Linked DNA regions of Mus musculus: region 1 is linked to region 2. Evidence: chromatin loops called from intact Hi-C (ENCODE). Cell type or tissue: gastrocnemius. All regions are shown on one strand. Links, peaks and the distances in the headings refer to the core of each region. The heading gives the core; the rest is flanking DNA.

Evidence for each region. Peaks named below come from ENCODE experiments on the same cell type or tissue, not always from the same donor. Only the 100,000 strongest peaks of a DNase experiment are listed, where the experiment ranks them.
Region 1: a loop joins it to region 2, with 2.6 times the contacts of the local background. A loop is called at or near these places in 17 of 42 quality-filtered maps.

What each region holds. Positions count from the first base shown.
Region 1 is chr4:140,978,496-140,986,817 of GRCm38, reverse strand. It overlaps Sdhb (succinate dehydrogenase complex, subunit B, iron sulfur (Ip)), which reads right to left. Exons shown (of 8, transcript NM_023374.4): 8 at 7,620-7,793. The coding sequence ends at 7,716. It also overlaps a transcript of Atp13a2 not described here. Among named protein-coding and RNA genes, the nearest start is that of Atp13a2, 4.3 kb to the left of the region's middle. In gastrocnemius, for the core only: a CTCF peak has its summit at 5,024 (motif pointing left); a DNase peak (open chromatin) is centred at 3,169; H3K4me3 peaks cover 111 bases; H3K27ac peaks cover 834 bases.
Region 2 is chr4:141,028,477-141,036,798 of GRCm38, reverse strand. Crocc (ciliary rootlet coiled-coil, rootletin) reads left to right here. Exons shown (of 37, transcript NM_172122.2): 15 at 1-115; 16 at 966-1,112; 17 at 1,416-1,646; 18 at 2,247-2,440; 19 at 2,698-2,825; 20 at 3,828-3,997; 21 at 5,728-5,907; 22 at 6,516-6,650; 23 at 6,963-7,106; 24 at 7,463-7,701; 25 at 8,299-8,322. Among named protein-coding and RNA genes, the nearest start is that of Crocc, 21 kb to the left of the region's middle. In gastrocnemius, for the core only: CTCF peaks have their summits at 2,454 and 4,837 (motif pointing right); DNase peaks (open chromatin) are centred at 2,448, 3,042 and 4,850; H3K4me3 peaks cover 1,525 bases; H3K27ac peaks cover 2,728 bases.

The DNA of each region.
Region 1 (8,322 bases), core at 253-8,252, 50 kb after region 2:
TCTGTCCGGAGCTCGCTGAGATCTTGATGCTGTGGGCAGCGTGGGTGGAGGCGCGAGTCGGGGGATGGGGAGAGGAGGGAAGAGATGGGAAGCAAGGGAATGTGGACGGGACAGTCCCCAGACAAAAGAGATAGACGGAAAAGGACAGGCTGCGAGACAGGTAGGCAGACATACAGGCAGACAGAGGGCGATGCTGGGAAGACACAAGTGGACCGGCTTGACAGAAAGGGGCGGGGGGGGGGGCACCAGGCAGACAACAGACAAAGAGGTAGAGAGGTGACAGACAAACAAACAGAAAGGAACGTTGGGACACCCCATTGGAACAGCCTCCATATAGAACAACAATAATACAGGAAACAGGCGGACAGACAAACATCAAATAGGCAGGCAGAGTGGGAGGGAGAGGTTGGAAGACACAGGTGGGACAGTCTCCAGACAGAACAGACAAACGGAAAACCGATATGCTGGGAGACAGGACAGACAAAAAGACAGGCACACGGATAGGCTGCTGGCAGACAAACAGGGGGGCCATACTGGGAGACAGAGGTGGAAGAGGAGAAAGTGTCCTGTCCGCGACCACAGCCTCAGGCGCACCCCTCAGCACTGCACCTTACGCGTGCAGGTTCAAGCCTGCCCCTGTCTCTTCCAGGCTGTGTGACTGTAGATGTGTAAGCTAACCTCCCTGGGTCTCCTTTTCTTCAAAACAAAACAAAACAGCACTATTAATTCTAATTGTGTGTGTGTGTGTGTGTGTGTGTGTGTGTGTGTGTGTGTGTGTGTGTGTGTGTGTGGTGGTGGTGGTGGTGCATGTATGCACAATAGCACATCAGAGAACAGTCTTCAAGAGTCAGTCATATTCTTTCTGTGGGTGCCTAGGAATTGACCTTAAGTCCCCAGCAAACACCTTTACCCCCTGAGCCATATTACTGGGTTTGGACCTATTTTTTTTTTTTAAATTTTATTTCTTTTCACGTGCCTTGGTGTTTGACTGCATGCGTGTCTGTGTGAGGGTGTTGGATCCTCTGGAACTGGCGTTACAGGCAGCTATGAGCTGCCATGTGGGTGCTGGGAATTGAACCCAGGATCTTTGGAAGAGCCACTCATGCTCTTTTTTTTTTTTTTTTTTTGGTTTTTCGATACAGGGTTTCTCTGTATCTTCTTGGCTGTCCTGGAACTCACTTTGTAGACCAGGCTGGCCTCGAACTCAGAAATCCACCTGCCTCTGCCTCCCAAGTGCTGGGATTAAAGGCGTACGCCACCACTGCCCGGCTACCGCCCATGCTCTTATCCACTGAGCCATCTCCCCAGCCCCGGGACAGCTTTTTCTGACCTGTACAATGACAAATAGCAGCAGTGACGGCTTGTTGTACGTGCTGCATAAGAGCACTCATCTAAAGCCTGATACTACTGGGTAGATATCAGGAGAAGGTCACACTTGCCATAGACTCCCATGGTCAGATATGGCCAGAAAGGTGCTCCATACAGGTTGGCTGTGATGATGCGCAGGAGGCTAAAGGGAGGTAGGACCTAGCCCAGAAACCCGGAAGCATGGTCCGCACATACCCCTGCACAGGTGAGACAAATAAAGACCCAGGAAAGCCTAGGATACCCATCTACAGCATTCACTACACTATCCCATAGTGACTGACACAGCTAGGGTGTCCCCCGGCCCCAGGATCAATGACCTCTGAACTGAGGCAGAGGGTGTATGAGAGACCTGGAGTAAGCCAGGGAAAGTTGCGGCTGGAATAGTCCTGGGCCCACACCTTCAGCATCACAGTATCCCTGTGAACTCAAGGCGAGTCAGGCTGAGTTCCAGGAGCTGGACCATCAGGTCCTGTCCAGTGGGGACTACTGGAAAGTGACACAAGGACACTCAAGCTAAACAACAGACTGCAGAAAGTCAAGAAGTGTGCAGAGCTATGATGGGGGCGGGGGGAATCCCTTTATGGGGACAGTGGGACGCCTTGACAGCGCAACCTCCAGGAACCTGGCCATGTGCACAGGACTTGTTGACCAGATATGTGGGTGTGGAAATGTGAGGCTCAGACATGCCCAGAGGTTTGGCTTCAGTGGCTGGAGAACAGTGGAGCCATTTAATACTGAGCTGGGGCAGCCGCTGGTGGAGCAGGTTGGGGGGCATTCCTATTGGCCATGTGTGGCGTGGGACTGGCGTCACTAGGTCAGGTGAGACTTCATTCATTAGTAGATGAGATTGTCAGTAGGGACCAGTTGTCTCTCTCCTTCCCCACTTCCACCTCAATTCCTAGAGGGTGACCTTCCCAGGAAACCCAGATGCCTGGGTAGCCTAGAGGTGGTGGTTTTAGTCTGGACCTGACTGACACAGATCCCCCCAGAGGGGCAGTGTAATAAATAAAGCGGCTGGCCTGGGGCCTGAGAGGGTGCTGGAGCATCAGTTCCTGTCCAGCGATGAGAACACTTTTTGATTTATTTATTGGGACAAGGACTAGCTATGTACCCTTGACTAGCCTTGGACCCCTAGAGATCTTCCTGCCTCTGTCCCCCAGGGGCTGGGGTAAAGGTCACTTTTCCTCTCTCAGTCTCTCCTCTCTGTAATAAAAATGCAATCCACACTGTTGAGTTGGTAGGTGCGTGGCAGAGCCCAGACACATTCATGAGACCCTTAAGCTGGGTTAGAAGCCTTGAAAGGGGGCTGGAGAGATGGCTCGGTGGTTAAGAGCACTGACTGCTCTTCTGAAAGTTCAAATCCCAGCAACCACATGGTGGCTCACAACCATCCTTAATGAGATCTGATGTCCTCTTTTGGTGTCTGAAAACAGCTACAGTATAATTACATATAATAATAAATAAATCAGAGGAGGAGGAGGATGAGGAGGAGGAAGAAGAGGAGGAGGAAGAGGAGGAGGAAGAGGCGGCCTTGAAGGTTCAAAGGGATGTGGGGCCAGACCACCTTGCAGGTTACTTGCTACATTATCAGTGCCATGAAAAGCCATTCACTACAGGGACTCCATGCCAAGCTCTCCAGGGGAAAAGCCGAGCTGTCAGCAGCACAGCTCTTCTCCTTGATGGGACGAGTGCCAGGAAATGGGTTTTCCTAAACCACAGAGGCTGGGGAAGGTCCCGCCCACCTGCCACAGGCACCTGTAGGGGAAGTGGCTCTCACCGTGTGGCCCCACAGGCGGTCTGTGGGCAGGGCTCGCCTCCCAGATAACCACAGCTGAAGGCTGCAGTCACAAGGGCCAGGCCTGATCCAACAGCTTCCCTCTGGGGCTACTGCTGTTCTGGGGCTCTCGTGGGGGAAGTCCCGTGCCTGGCTCACACTGCAGGAGGCTGAGCAGATGTTGATGCTGGCAGTTTACCCCAGAGCACGGCCTTACTTCTCCATTTCTTTAGTTTCGATGGAGTTTTGCAGCAACACAGTGTTTTCTCAGCTAGTGACATCCCAGGAAAGAGACCTCCTCGGCTGCCTAAACATGCAGAAAAGTGGTCTTTCTGCAGCTGGTCTTATAGGGAATCGCCTGGAGGGAATTTGAACAAAGGAATCCCTGATACCCTCAGCAGCCAGAGAGAGGGGCAATCTTAGAAGCCAGGCCATGGTGCCTCACGTCCAGTAATTGTTGCTTAGGAGGTTGAGGTGAGAGGATTGAATCTAGCCTGGGCTACATAGCAAGATTCTGTTGCAAAAAAAACTAGGTTGGGGAATATAGCTTAGTTGGTGTGGTGGTACATGCCTGGCACCTGAGAGACAGAGGCAAGAGATCAGAGTTTAGGGTCATTCTTGGTTGTGTAAGTGAATCTGAGGCCAGCTTGGGTTATATGTTGGCATTTCGCCTAGGCTCCGCCCCACAGTTACCTGGCAACAGCCAGGTGTGCCTGACTCACTATAAAAGGGGCTGCTTGCCCCTCCTCTCTCTCTTGCTCTCTTTCTCTTTCCTCTTGCTCCTCCATTACCCTCTTCCCACACCCCTCCCCGTCTCTCTCTACGTGCTCATGTCTGGCCTTTCCTCCTCCTCCTCCTCCTCCTCCTCCTCCTCCTCCTCCTCCTCCTCCTCCTCCTCCTCCTCCTCCTCCTTCTCCCTCTCTCTCTCTCTCTGCCTTTCTCTGCCTCTACTCCCTCAGCTCCCCTCCCCATTCCCTAAATAAACTCTATTCATACTATACACTATACCCTGTCCTGTGGCTGGTACCTGGGGGGGCGGGGGCGGGGAGGAAGAGATGCCTCAGTATATAGGCCCACAGAGGCACCCCCATCCCCCACACCATACCACACCTCCACCAAACATATCCCTGGCTTTTCCCTTTCTTTTTCTAAAACACAACAATATTTGAGTTCTGCCTCAAACAAAATAAAAGACAAAAAGTCTGAGTGATGGATCCCAGGAATCTGGCTGACTGTCCATCACAGACTATAAGAATTTAGAAGGCTTTGGCTGAGTTCACAGGGTTCCACAGCTGGATCTTTCAGACATGTCAGCTATGTGGAGTTTATGGTGTATCTACACTACCACAAAGCATGGTGCTTCGAGGTTTATTCTTAGATGCCATCACATTCTGAATACCACTCATTCCCATTTTACAGGTAGCAAAAGGGAGGCACAGAGAGCCAACACCTGCCCAAAGATCAGGTGAGAAGAGTTGGGTGGTGTAGTCCCAGAGAGACATGAAGCCTTCCATGGTCTTGCTTTGTAAATTCTATAGATGTACACACACACACAGACACACAGACACACACAGACACACAGATACACATACACGAGCCAAAATCCTGCTCAGGACTTCATTTTATTAGAAAAGTCTTTGTGGCTGTGCATAATCTCAACACTTGAAAAACTGAGACTGGGGGATTGTGAGTTTAAGGCCAGTTTACAGCTCTGAGGTACAGAGCCAGACTCATCTCAAAATATCAAAGAGAAAAGGACTTGGAAAGAGGGCTCAGCAGTTGCTGCACTCCCAGAATACTAGAGTTTGGTTCCCAGCCCCCACACTGGGCTGTACACAACCTCTTGGAATTGCAGCTCCAGGGGCTCTGGCTCCCTCTTCTGGCCTCCCCAGGTACTGTGCATGTGCGTGCACAGCCGCAAACACACTGTGCTGGCTAGTCTAAGTCAACTTGACACACAGAGTGGAGTCATCTGAAAGGAGGGAGCTTCAATTGAGAAAATGCCCCCATAAGATCCAGCACTTGGGTATTTTCTTAATTAGTGATTGATGGGGAGGGCCCAGCCCATTGTGGGTGGTTCCGCCCCTGAGCTGGTGGTTCCGGGTTCTCTAAGTAAGCCGGCTGAGCAAGCCATAGAGAGCAAGGCAGTAAGCAGCATCCCTCCATGGCCTCTGCATCAGCTTCTGCCTCTAGGTTCCCTGCCCTGTGTGAGTTCCTGTCCTGACGTCCTTCAGTGATGAACAGCAATGTGGAAATGCAAGCCAAGTTAACCCTTTCCTCCCAGCTTGCCTTTCGGTCATGGTGGTTCATTGCAGCAATAGAAACCCCAAGACACACATTTTAAAAGAATACCAGAGAAAAGCCTTGCTTGGCACAGTGGGGTGTGCTCGTAATCCCATGACTGGGGAGGCAAAGGCAGGAAGGAAGCTACAGAGTGGATTCCAGGTCAACTTGAACGGCAAAGCCCAAGGCCCTGTCTCAAACCATCACTAGCAACAGCAGGACACCTCCTCCCCCAAGATCAAAGCCTTTGTGACATTCCCCCTGCCACCCCTGAGTCCAGTGGCCAATACAACAATATTTATTTACTCAAGAACCATTACCTTCTTAGCCACCTCACGCATCCAATGCGGCTCTTAGCGCAGCTCATCCTTCCGTGCCACTTAGCTAGTCCCGAGAACAACCCACCTTGCCCTCCAGATCCAGGTACCAGAAGCAAAGTCTACTTACCCCTGAAGATACGGAGTGTGACTTTCCCAGGTCTGGCAGGGTCATTAGAATTAAACTGATCTCTGTCCGCAGACAGGGCCAAGGGGTTTACCCTGCCATCTCTCAAGTGCTGGCCTTGGAATGGCCTCACATTTCAGTTGTCACTTGGGGTTAAGTGTCACTAAGTGTTAATCCAGGAGTCGGGGGACTCAGATGCTGGGAGGGCAAACTCCCCTCTCTAATTTTCTTTTTTGGAGCAGCACTAGGGATCACACCAGCCTTAGCACATGCTCTAGGTGTCTGAGAATCCAGGAGTGATACACTTGCCTAGCTACTGAGATGCACTCCAAACCTTTATTTGCATTTTGGGTCAGTATCTCACCCAGGCTAGACCTCAGGATCCCCCTGGCTCTTCCTCCTACGACCAGGGCTCAAACCTGGTAGATTTTGTCTCATCGGTTGAAAAGCCTTGTGATGCTTCCCTTCATAAGTAGAGTAACCACACTAAGGGGCCGAGTAGGGGTTCCTAAGGAGTGTGGTAGTCAATTTTGGAGTTAAAACACTCTTCTCTGTCTGTTGGATCATTTCAAAGTTACTGTTTGGGCTGGAGAGATGGCTCAGCGGTTAAGAGCACTGGCTGCTCTTCCAGATGTCCTGAGTTCAATTCCCAGCAACCACATGGTGGCTCACAACCATCTGTAATCCAATGCCCTCTTCTGGTGCGTCTGAAGACAGCTACAGTTTGCTAATAAATAAAATAAATAAATCTTAAAAAATAAAAAAGATTCAAAGTTACTGTTCTTGTAGGGTGTGACCAGGACAGAGCAATGGAAGTGGCTGCCTGGCAAGCACCAGGTGATCACTGGGTCAGGCCTGTCTCCTCGCTGGCTTAGTCAGGTCAGGGAACATCTGGTCAGTGTGCAGAGCTTTGACAGGATCGACTCCATTTTGACCTCTAGATCGGTCTATCAGTGCAGAAAGTTAAGTCAAGCAAGAGTGGCTGGCACCCATACATTTTAATGCTGGAACAGTTAAATCTGTCACTCAGTGGCTGCGAATGCAGGGGTGGAGGGTAATATCACACACTCCTGTCACCTACACACTGGGTGGCATCCACTACTGCCACCTAACACGCCTGGCTTGAAGGGAATTTTAGATCGGTCAAACATTCAGGAAACAAATGCAGAATGCAGGACAGGGGGCCTTTCATTTGTCCTAATTTTCTCGATTTCACTATGTAGCTCAGGCTGGCCTGGAATTTGCTGTGTAGCCTAGGCTGGCCTCAACTCCTGCCTCGGCTGGTTTGCTTCCCATTGTGTGCTGCTAGCCTAGCATTACCGGTGTGGTTTGAAGTGGGGCCGAGGCAGGGAGCTGTGGCGGGGGATGCAGCTTTGCCTTGTGAGGCCTCAAGAGGTGGAGCTTGCATGGTCAGGGTCACCGCTGTGTGCTGGAATGAATCTCAGACCTTGCTTCCGCGAGAAGAGGCTGACCTGTATGTAGTCCTGAAGACTGCAAATAGCTTTTGCTAATACTGTGGAGACCGAGACTACGTGGGACTACGTGGCAGGTGAAGAGGACGATACAAGTCCTAACTCACGGAAGGGCAAGGTGCGTGTGATGCTGGGGACACACTCCTGCCTTGGTTGTGTGCAATCCTCATCGGAGCTCAGGTCTGGAGCTCTGTCCACCTCTTCAAGGACAAGGATTTCCTGGTGCCTCGGCACCAAGGCCTCGGTTCCAACCGTCTTTGGTAATAATGGAGAGTAACGCCTATTTATCTTAAATGTTTATTACATATGCTGTACTTAGGGAGACTCCAGCTGTTTGACACCAGAGTTGACAGGCACACTCAGCACGGACTGGGTTAAGCCAATGCTCGCTTCTCCTTGTAGGTCGCCATCATCTTCTTGATTTCCGCAATCGCTTTCCCCGGATTCAGACCCTGGAGGGGAGGGAGAGAGAGCTTCAGTACCAGGCATGGTGGGAGGGAACAGCGGCAGCAAAGCCCCTTCCCAGGAGGGTGGTGTGCAGCCCCAGCCCCAGGCCTATCCCACGATGACCCATGGTAGGCAGCCCCTAACTGCTCAGGACACCCAGCATGGTGCTTCCTCTAGGAACACAAGCCAAGGTCAGGATTCGCCAGATGCCTGCCATTACTGCTGAGAGTAAATCAGAGACGGCAGAGACTACATACTCTCAAAAGCAATGTAAGAAACAGCCCTGGAGCCGGGCGTGGTGGTGCACACCTTTAATCCCAGCACTCAGGAGGCAGAGGCAGGCGGATTTCTGAGTTCGAGGCCAGCGTGGTCTACAAAGTGAGTTCCAGGATAGCCAGGGCTATAAAGAGAAACCCTGTCTTGAAAAACCAAAAAAACCAAAAAACCACGCTTGTTTGCAGGACCGATAAGCATCTAGTCAGGGCCAGCCTTGCAAAAGCGGGGAAGGAAATGACGGGTGCCAGGCAGGACTGA
Region 2 (8,322 bases), core at 136-8,135:
GCGCTCAGGGCTGACTAAGGAGCTGGTGGAGGTGCGGGAGGCACTGAGCTGCGCCATACTGCAGAGGGATGTACTGCAGACGGAGAAGGCAGAGGTGGCCGAGGCGCTAACCAAGGTGAGTCCTGTCAGCCACATGACTCATGGCTCTTCCCATTAGCCAGACCACTCAACGTCAGGCTGTGGGCTGAGCATGCTGCTGACCCCTTCCTCTGGATAGAGACTGACTTTTTATTCTTATCTATCTGTTACTGTGTTTTAAATCTCCCTCCCCCATACTCCTCCCCCTTTCATCCCCCACCCCTCTCTGCATGTTAGCATTTGTGCACCTGTACACTGGTGTTTGTATGGAAGTCAGGACAGCCTTGGTGTCCGACCATGTTTCCCACTTTATTTAAGTCCCTTCACTGCCCCTTGCTGGGTCTTGAGCTGCTGGGGTCCTCCTGCCTGCTTCCACTATGCTGTAGAGACACTAGGACTAACCTTGTTAACTTCTGCATGCAGCTGCTACAGGAACTCACGTCCTGCTTGAGCGGTATGAGGTTTCCCCACTGAGCCAGCTCCCTAGCCCCACAGGCTGACTTTTGACCTAGGCCACAGATCCCTGCTTCTTCAGGGGCTCCTGAGACCAGAGCCTGAAGCTCAGGGTCACCTGATCCTTTCTGTGGAAATATGTTCTGGGGCTGAGGAAGTTGGGGGTCATGGTCCTGAGAGTCCTTGGAAGGTGCTTGTCCCACTTCTGGTGGCCTAGGCTCTGTACGATGGCGCCCTAGGCTGCAGCTGCCCCCTGGCTCTGCCTCTCGTTCCTTTCTTGGGCAGCTCTTCAGTAGGAGGTATCTTCCTGATAGCCTTCTTTAGTGGGGATTGTCTGACTCATGTCAACCCTTTCTCCTCGGCCCCAGCTCAGTCTGTAAGGGTCTTCTTCGCTGGCTCTCTCCCCCACTGTTGCCTTCCTGTCCCCACTGCAGGCTGAAGCAGGCCGAGCGCAGCTGGAGCTCTCCCTGACCAAGCTGAGGGCAGAGGAGGCCTCCCTGCGAGACTCCTTATCCAAGATGAGTGCCCTGAATGAGAGCCTCGCCCAGGACAAGCTGGAATTAAACCGCCTTATCGCCCAGGTATGCTGTATACCAGCGCGAGGTCCCCTCCACCAGGGAGACACTGTAGAGACATGCTGGGCTCACCGCCCCCCCCCCTGTCTGTCCTGCTGTCCATCTTTCATCCTGACTGCCTTTCTGTGTTTCATAGAAGGATGCTCTGGGGGCCCTGCTCTATTCTGGTGCTTGGTTCTCAACCCTGTGGACACCCTTCCTTCTCCCTTGCGTGCCATCCCTGACTGGCTGTGATCGTTGGTAGGATGAAGGAAGGGACATCCCGGTCCTGGGAGAGTCCCTTTGCTCCTCAAATCTCTGTCCATACAGCTAGAGGAAGAAAAGGTGGCACTCCTGGGCCGCCAGCAGCAGGCAGAACATGCCACTACGATGGCCGTGGAGAAGCAGGAACTTTTGGAGCAGCTGAGGCTGGAGCAGGAGGTGGAGAGGCAGGGCCTACAGGGCTCCCTGTGTGTGGCTGAGCAGGCCCGGGAGGCGCTGGAACAACAGATCCTTGTACTGCGCAGCGAACGCAGCCATCTGCAGGAGCAGTTGGCCCAGGTGGGCTGAGCCCCATGTAGATTTGTGGGTAGGGGCTCCTGGCCACTCACGTGATATTCTGGAATCAGCCACGGGCTCAGGCACTTGCCTCTGGGTTCATACATATCTCACTTCTGCTAGCTAAGGGCCTTGAGCAAGCTATTATACCCCTCATCCGGGCCACTTGTCTATCGCTGAGACTAAAATTCTGTCACTTAGAGGACAAGCTGACTCTGGGCCAGCCCTGGTGAAGATCCATCCTATTTGGTGAAAGTAGAAAGTTTGGTGGGAAACTGGAACCACACAGCCCGAAGGCAGCTTAGGGTCCCGGGGCTCCAGGGCTCCAGGCCCTGCAAAGCAGCCTGACCAGCTGCTCTCCTTACCATTTGCTGAGCTTCTCAGGTTTGGGCACAGGGCAGAGTGAGTGACTGGGGTCCTTGTTTTTTCTCATGTGCGTTTGTAGACATAGGAAAGGCTAGGGTTTGCCTAGGCATACCAGTGCAGAGTCCGTGCTCAAAGCCCAGCCTCCTGCTACGAGGCCAGGGCTGGGCCCGACCCCACGTTCGAGTGCTGCGTGGTGAACCAGCCAAGGCTCCTGCTCATTGTCCCTGGGCTGGCTAGCTCTCCCGGCAGCTGAGTGGACGGGACCAGGAGCTGGAGCAAGCCCTGCGGGAGTCCCAGCGGCAGGTGGAAGCACTGGAGCGCGCTGCCCGGGAGAAGGAGGCTATGGCCAAGGAGCGGGCTGGCCTGGCAGTGAAGCTGGCAGCAGCAGAGCGGGAGGGCCGGACCCTGTCAGAGGAGGCCATTCGCCTGCGGTAAGGAAGGTGTGGGCTTTGCCCCGCTCCCTGCAGGGGGCGTGCTGGGTCCACACCCTGACCAGCCACGCCCCGGGGTTAACCCAGTGGAGCAGTTACTTAAGAGCCTGGCTTACCAATGCCACCTCGCTCAGGGAGCCGGGGTTAGCTGGGCAGGGAGGCTGGCATTTGGCCCACACTGGCCACACCCTAAGACCCACAGTTACCTGGGGCTGGGGAGGCTGAGTTCCAAGGCCTCAGGGACGATGTTGCTACAGCCTGGAGAAGGAGGCCCTGGAGAGCAGCCTATTTGACGTGCAGAGGCAGCTGGCTCAGCTCGAGGCCCGCCGAGAGCAGCTAGAAGCCGACAGTCAAGCCCTGCTGCTGGCCAAGGAAACTCTGACTGGTATGGGGGCTGAGTCCTGGGGCTTTGTGCTAGACTTAAGCAGGAGTCAGTCAGAAGTTAGGAGCCCTGAGTGAGGTGCATGGCTATGGCTGGCCTGGGTTCCTTATCCAGGGCTGTCACATGGCTCCCTGAACAGGCCCTTCCCTCTCTGAGTTAGGTTCCTTTGGCACCAGAGGTAGGGGCATGGCCACCTGCCTAGCCTGTTGCCAGGATGAGGTGAAGGAGCTAGCGAAGGCCTTGGCAGAGTGCCAGCTGTGGCTGCTGCTGCTTCGTCATCAGGGAGGCTGGAGGGTTCTGAGGTCCTTAGAGAACTCTGGGCTCCATCAGCTGCTGTCGTGAATCTCAGTCCCATGGTCCCAGCCCAGGGTTCCCGCACGCGCCCCACACTCTGTACTCGGTCCTTCCAGCTCAGCACAGTAGCTCAGCAGCTGTGGGGGTCATGGAAAGCAACTTTCCAGAGTCACACAGACCCAGGGAGGGCAATGCTGTTGGGCTCACACCTGGGCGACATACACAGGTCCAGGTGGGACATGCCTCCTGCTTTGTCCCTCAGTGAGGGGCACTGTCCCTAGTGGAGACACTCCATAAAGCTTGAGTGGTTGCTGGTCTTGGAGCATCGTCTTTGACGAGGATGAGGTTAAACTAACCAGGCGCATCATCCAAGCCAAGTACTGTGATGTGCTAGGGCATATGGATTGCATTGACCCAGCAAGCGTGTCAGTGACAGAGACACTGTGTCTTTGATATCCTTCTTCTCTGTGGTGCCCTTTTCACCAGCCATTCTGTCCCCTGTCCATGAGGAGAGCAGAGCCAGTGAGCCCGTGAGGCAGGTGGGGAACTGGTACCCAGAGGGGTGAGCCACTCCCTCAAGGAAGTCAGCATTGGTGCCACGAAAGTGTTCTCACCTGATTTTGCCCGTGTGGCTCATACAGCCCAAGTCTGCCGGTCCAGAGGGACATGTGACTCAGCCCTGCCTTCCTGCCATCCGTCCCTCTTGTGCAGGGGAGCTGGCAGGCCTACGGCAGCAGGTAACATCCACAGAAGAGAAGGCAGCCTTGGACAAGGAGCTGATGACCCAGAAGCTAGTGCAAGCCGAGCGGGAGGCACAGGCCTCTCTGCGGGAGCAGCGGGCAGCCCATGAGGAGGATCTCCAGAGACTGCAGCATGAGAAGGTTTGGTCCTGGGGAGGAGTGGGCAGGGCTCTGAGTCTCCCTGTCTCTGTGCTCTCCTCTGTCTTGCCCTGCCTCAGTTTCCATATCTGTGAAACAGATGCCTGCCATAGAAGATATGAGGATATATAGCTGGGGGTAGCTGAGAAGATAAGGGGTGAGGGTGGTTGTCCTTATCAGATACATAGAGCTCCAGGCCCCAAACCAGGTCTAAACCTGATGGAGACCCACAGTCATTGGAGCAAGGCCGGTGTAGCATACAGCAGAAAGCAGGGTGTGGTGGCGTACACCTTTAATCCTAGCACCCAGAAAGCAGAGGCAGGCAGATCTTAGAGTTCGAGACCAGTCTGGTCTACATAGTTCCAGAATAGCCAGGGCTACATGACGAGAGGCCTTGTTTCAAAACAAACAAGTGTCCAGTAGAAAGCTTCTACTTCATCAATAAGGTTCAGGACTGACAGGGCAGGGCGTGCCAGGGAAGTCACTTGCACACTTGAGTCAGCTTGTATTTCCTGAGTTTGAGTCTGACCTTGGTCTCACTCCACTGATGCCATATAAGGTTTTTGTGCCTTCATTTTTCCTTCCATAGAAACGGATAGATTGCTATGGGGTCCTGTGAAGGGGTTAGCGCAGCCACCAAGTGCTTAGTAAATTTCCTGGCAGTTCCTGTTACTTGAGAATCCCCAGCACGGAGTGTTTCCCAGGACAGGGCTTCAAAAACAGCCTGGGCAGGGCGGCCTCCAACAGCTATGGTCCCCGTGCAGGACTCATAGAGTGGTGAAAAAGATGCCTCCCTTGTCCCCCACCTCCACGGATTTGGGTGGAAATTACCACATATGGCCAGTAGGTGGCAGGGCAGCGCCTGAAGAAGGGCCTCACCCACCACCAGAGACAGGCAGTGCCCTCACCCTGAGAAAGCTGTCCTTGCCATGGCTGTATCATGTTCCCAGTGAGCCATGCGCTGTGGCCCCTGGCACCACCTTTCCTGGCCTTGTCAGTGCCCACAAGCCTGTATTCTCTTCAGCTTCTCTGACAGTCTGAGTCCCAGAGGTTTTTTGCATCCAGCCTTATTTCCTCTACACAACCCTCTAGCTGTCTGAACAGAGTTGGAGAGATGGCCCAGCAGCTAAGAGCACTTGCTGCTCTTCTAGAGGACCTGGTTTTGGTTTCCAGCATCCACACGATGGCTCACAACCATCTGTAACTTTAGTTCCAGGGAATCCAATGCCATCTTCTAACCGCCAGAAGCATCAGGCGTGCACATGGTGCATAGACATACTTGCAGACAAATATTCACACACATGAATAAACCTAAAAGTTTAAAAAATAACATTCGGGTTGTCTATCACCTGGGCTTGGGGGTCCCCATTGTCCCCTTAGCCCTCAGTGCCACAGCTCACCTGGTCAGACCAGTGCCTGTGCCTGTGGCTTTGGCCCACTGTCACCGTGTCCCAGCCTCCAGGCTACACTGCTGGCCTAGTTCTCCCCCTCCCTGGATGGCTGCTGACCATCCTCCCCAGGGGCATTCCTGTTCTCATCCCAGGCCACTGGGGTTCCCTGTTGTCTTCACAGACCTGAGGTGACCTCAGCACAGCTTCCAGTGCCCTGCCCTGCAGTGACCTGGTGGCACGGCTCTTAGCTCTGGGGTGTTTGTGCCTTCTTCTGACCCGACGTCTGCAAGGAACCTTGTGGGCCCCTCCTAGTGTGTCACATAGCCCTGCTCTGGCCCTCAGGAGGCTGCATGGCGGGAGCTTCAGGCAGAGCGGGCCCAGCTGCAGGGCCAGCTGCAGCAGGAGCGAGAGGAGCTGCTGGCACGGATGGAGGCCGAGAAGGAGGAGCTGAGCAAGGAGATTGCCGCGCTGCAGCAGGAGCGGGACGAGGGCCTGCTGCTGGCAGAGAGCGAAAAGCAGCAGGTCTGTGAGCTGGGGAGGGGGGTGGGGAGTAGTGGGACAGCTCTGGGGCTCTCCCCCTCTGCCCAGCGCACCCCCACCCAGCAGCTAGGAGTGCAGGAAGCAGCCAGGTTCTTCCGGGGTCTCAGCTCTCACTGCAGGGCAGGAGAGTTGGAGGCCTAGCACAGTGACAGTGACAGGTGGCACAGGGCATGCTGTCTTCCGGTCTCCTGCCTCCGCTTGCCTCAGGCTGGATGCCTCTGACTGGGCTGTGCCCATAGGCACTTGCTGATCCTTCCAAATTGTTAATTCTTGGTTTTCTGTAAGGTAATGGAGCAGGTCAGACTTGATTATCTCCTGCTTTGTCGCCCTGGGCAAATCACATTCCCCCTGAGCTACAGCTTTCTCATCTGTAACTGAGACTCAAGGAAGTCTTCACCTCCAGGGGGGAAGTTGAAGCATCAGTTAGATCTGTAGATCATGTCCACACCCGGGTTCTGCTGCTGTTCCTTAGCAGGCGCCTCTGCCCTTCGTCCTCCAGTGGTGGGCCATTGTTGCGAGCCAGCACCAGCGGAAGGCTAGGAGAAAGGCCCAGCCACACCCTAAGGCCTGTCATCCTTGCCTCTGCCTAGGCCTTGTCCCTGAAGGAGTCCGAGAAGACGGCGCTGTCGGAGAAGTTGATGGGAACTCGGCACAGTCTGGCTGCCATCTCTCTGGAGATGGAACGGCAGAAGCGAGATGCCCAGAGCCGGCAGGAACAGGACCGGGTAGGTAGGCAGCCCAGCTGGGCCTGTGACCAAGGGGAAACCAGCATGGCTTGAAGGGGCTTGTTAGAGTGGAGGGCCTGGAGATGCTGCCAGGTTGTGTGGAAGGTCCAGCCCTTCCTTCAGGACCCCCAACTGAAGGAGGTGGCCACCAGCTCCACCTTGGTGAGACTACTAGTATAGAGAGGTGAGCTTCAAGGAAGGCACCGAGGTTTGGTAGGCCCCTGGGAGGGCTAGTCCTGGGGTTGAGCAGTGCAGCGGGGTGGGTGTTGGGGGCCACGTCAGGAATAAGCGTGAGGATCTTGGTCACTTCAGAACACACTGAACGCCCTGACATCTGAACTTCGAGACCTCCGGGCCCAGCTGGAGGAAGCCACTGCCGCCCATGCCCAGACGGTGAAAGAGCTGGAGGAACGGACGGGGAACCTGGGCCGGCAGCGGGAGGCCTGCATGCGGGAGGTGAACTGACGCTACTGTCCTGGCATCACTGAGGGCTGCTGCGTGTATGCTGGGGCTGGTTCTGGGAGTCCTCCTGCCTGCGTGAGGACAGACAGTGGTTACCTCAGAGAGGGGGCTGTAAACAGTCATTAGGCACCTGATGTTTGCATTGGGGGACTCATGTCAAGTTCAGGCACTGCTGAGCCCAGCATACCTTGTCCCGTACCTACCGTAACTTAGGTCAGCCACTCACCATAGATCAATGGGGCAGTGTTGGGACCACGATATCCTCTAGCCAGGGAGGGAGGTGGCCTACTGGCCCCTCTCTGCCATGGTCCTAGCCTGAGAGGCCCTGACCCCATTTTCTGGACGCACAGGCAGAAGAGCTGAGGACTCAGCTGCGTGTGTTGGAGGACACCCGCGATGGGCTGCGGCGGGAGCTGCTGGAGGCTCAGCGTAAGGGTCGGGACAGTCAGGACAGCTCCGAAGCCCATCGCCAAGAGGCTAGTGAGCTGCGGCGCAGCCTGAGTGAGGGCGCCAAGGAGCGGGAGGCCCTGCGGCGGTCCAACGAGGAGCTGAGGTCTGCAGTGAAGAAGGCGGAGAGTGAGCGCATCAGGTGAGAGCGGCAAGGGACTGCCTGCTTCCCGTGCCCCATTCTCTAACTCAGTGGCCCTCAGCCTTCCTAAGGCTGTGACCTTTAATACACTCTTCATGGTGTGGTGACCCCAACCATAAAGTCATTTACACTGCTACCTTATAACTGTAGTTTTGCTACTGCTATGAATTGTAATGTAGATATCTGATAGGCAGATTGTATCTGATATATGACTTCTCCTTCATCCCGCAAAGGGTTTGTGACCCACAGGTAGAGAGAGAACCACTGCTCTAACTGAACCTTGGCCCGGACCTCACTTCACCCCATGGTTAGGGAATCATGTAGATGGTGCCGCCTACCACAGAGAGTGGACAGGTGGCAGCAGAGAGATTGGGTCACACTCAGGCCTCCCCTGTGTCGGTCACCCTGGAAACTGAACCCCCACCAGAGACACTGGTGTGCCTCTCTTCCTCCCAAGGTTGTTCCCGAGCCGCACTATGTCAGTGCAAGGATTGTCATATGGGCAGGTGCTTAGGCTATCTCGGGGCCAGACCAACTCAGACCCAGGGCAAGCCTTGGGCACAGAACTACTGTCCCAGAACAGCCTCTGCCTTGCAGCCTGAAGCTTGCCAATGAGGACAA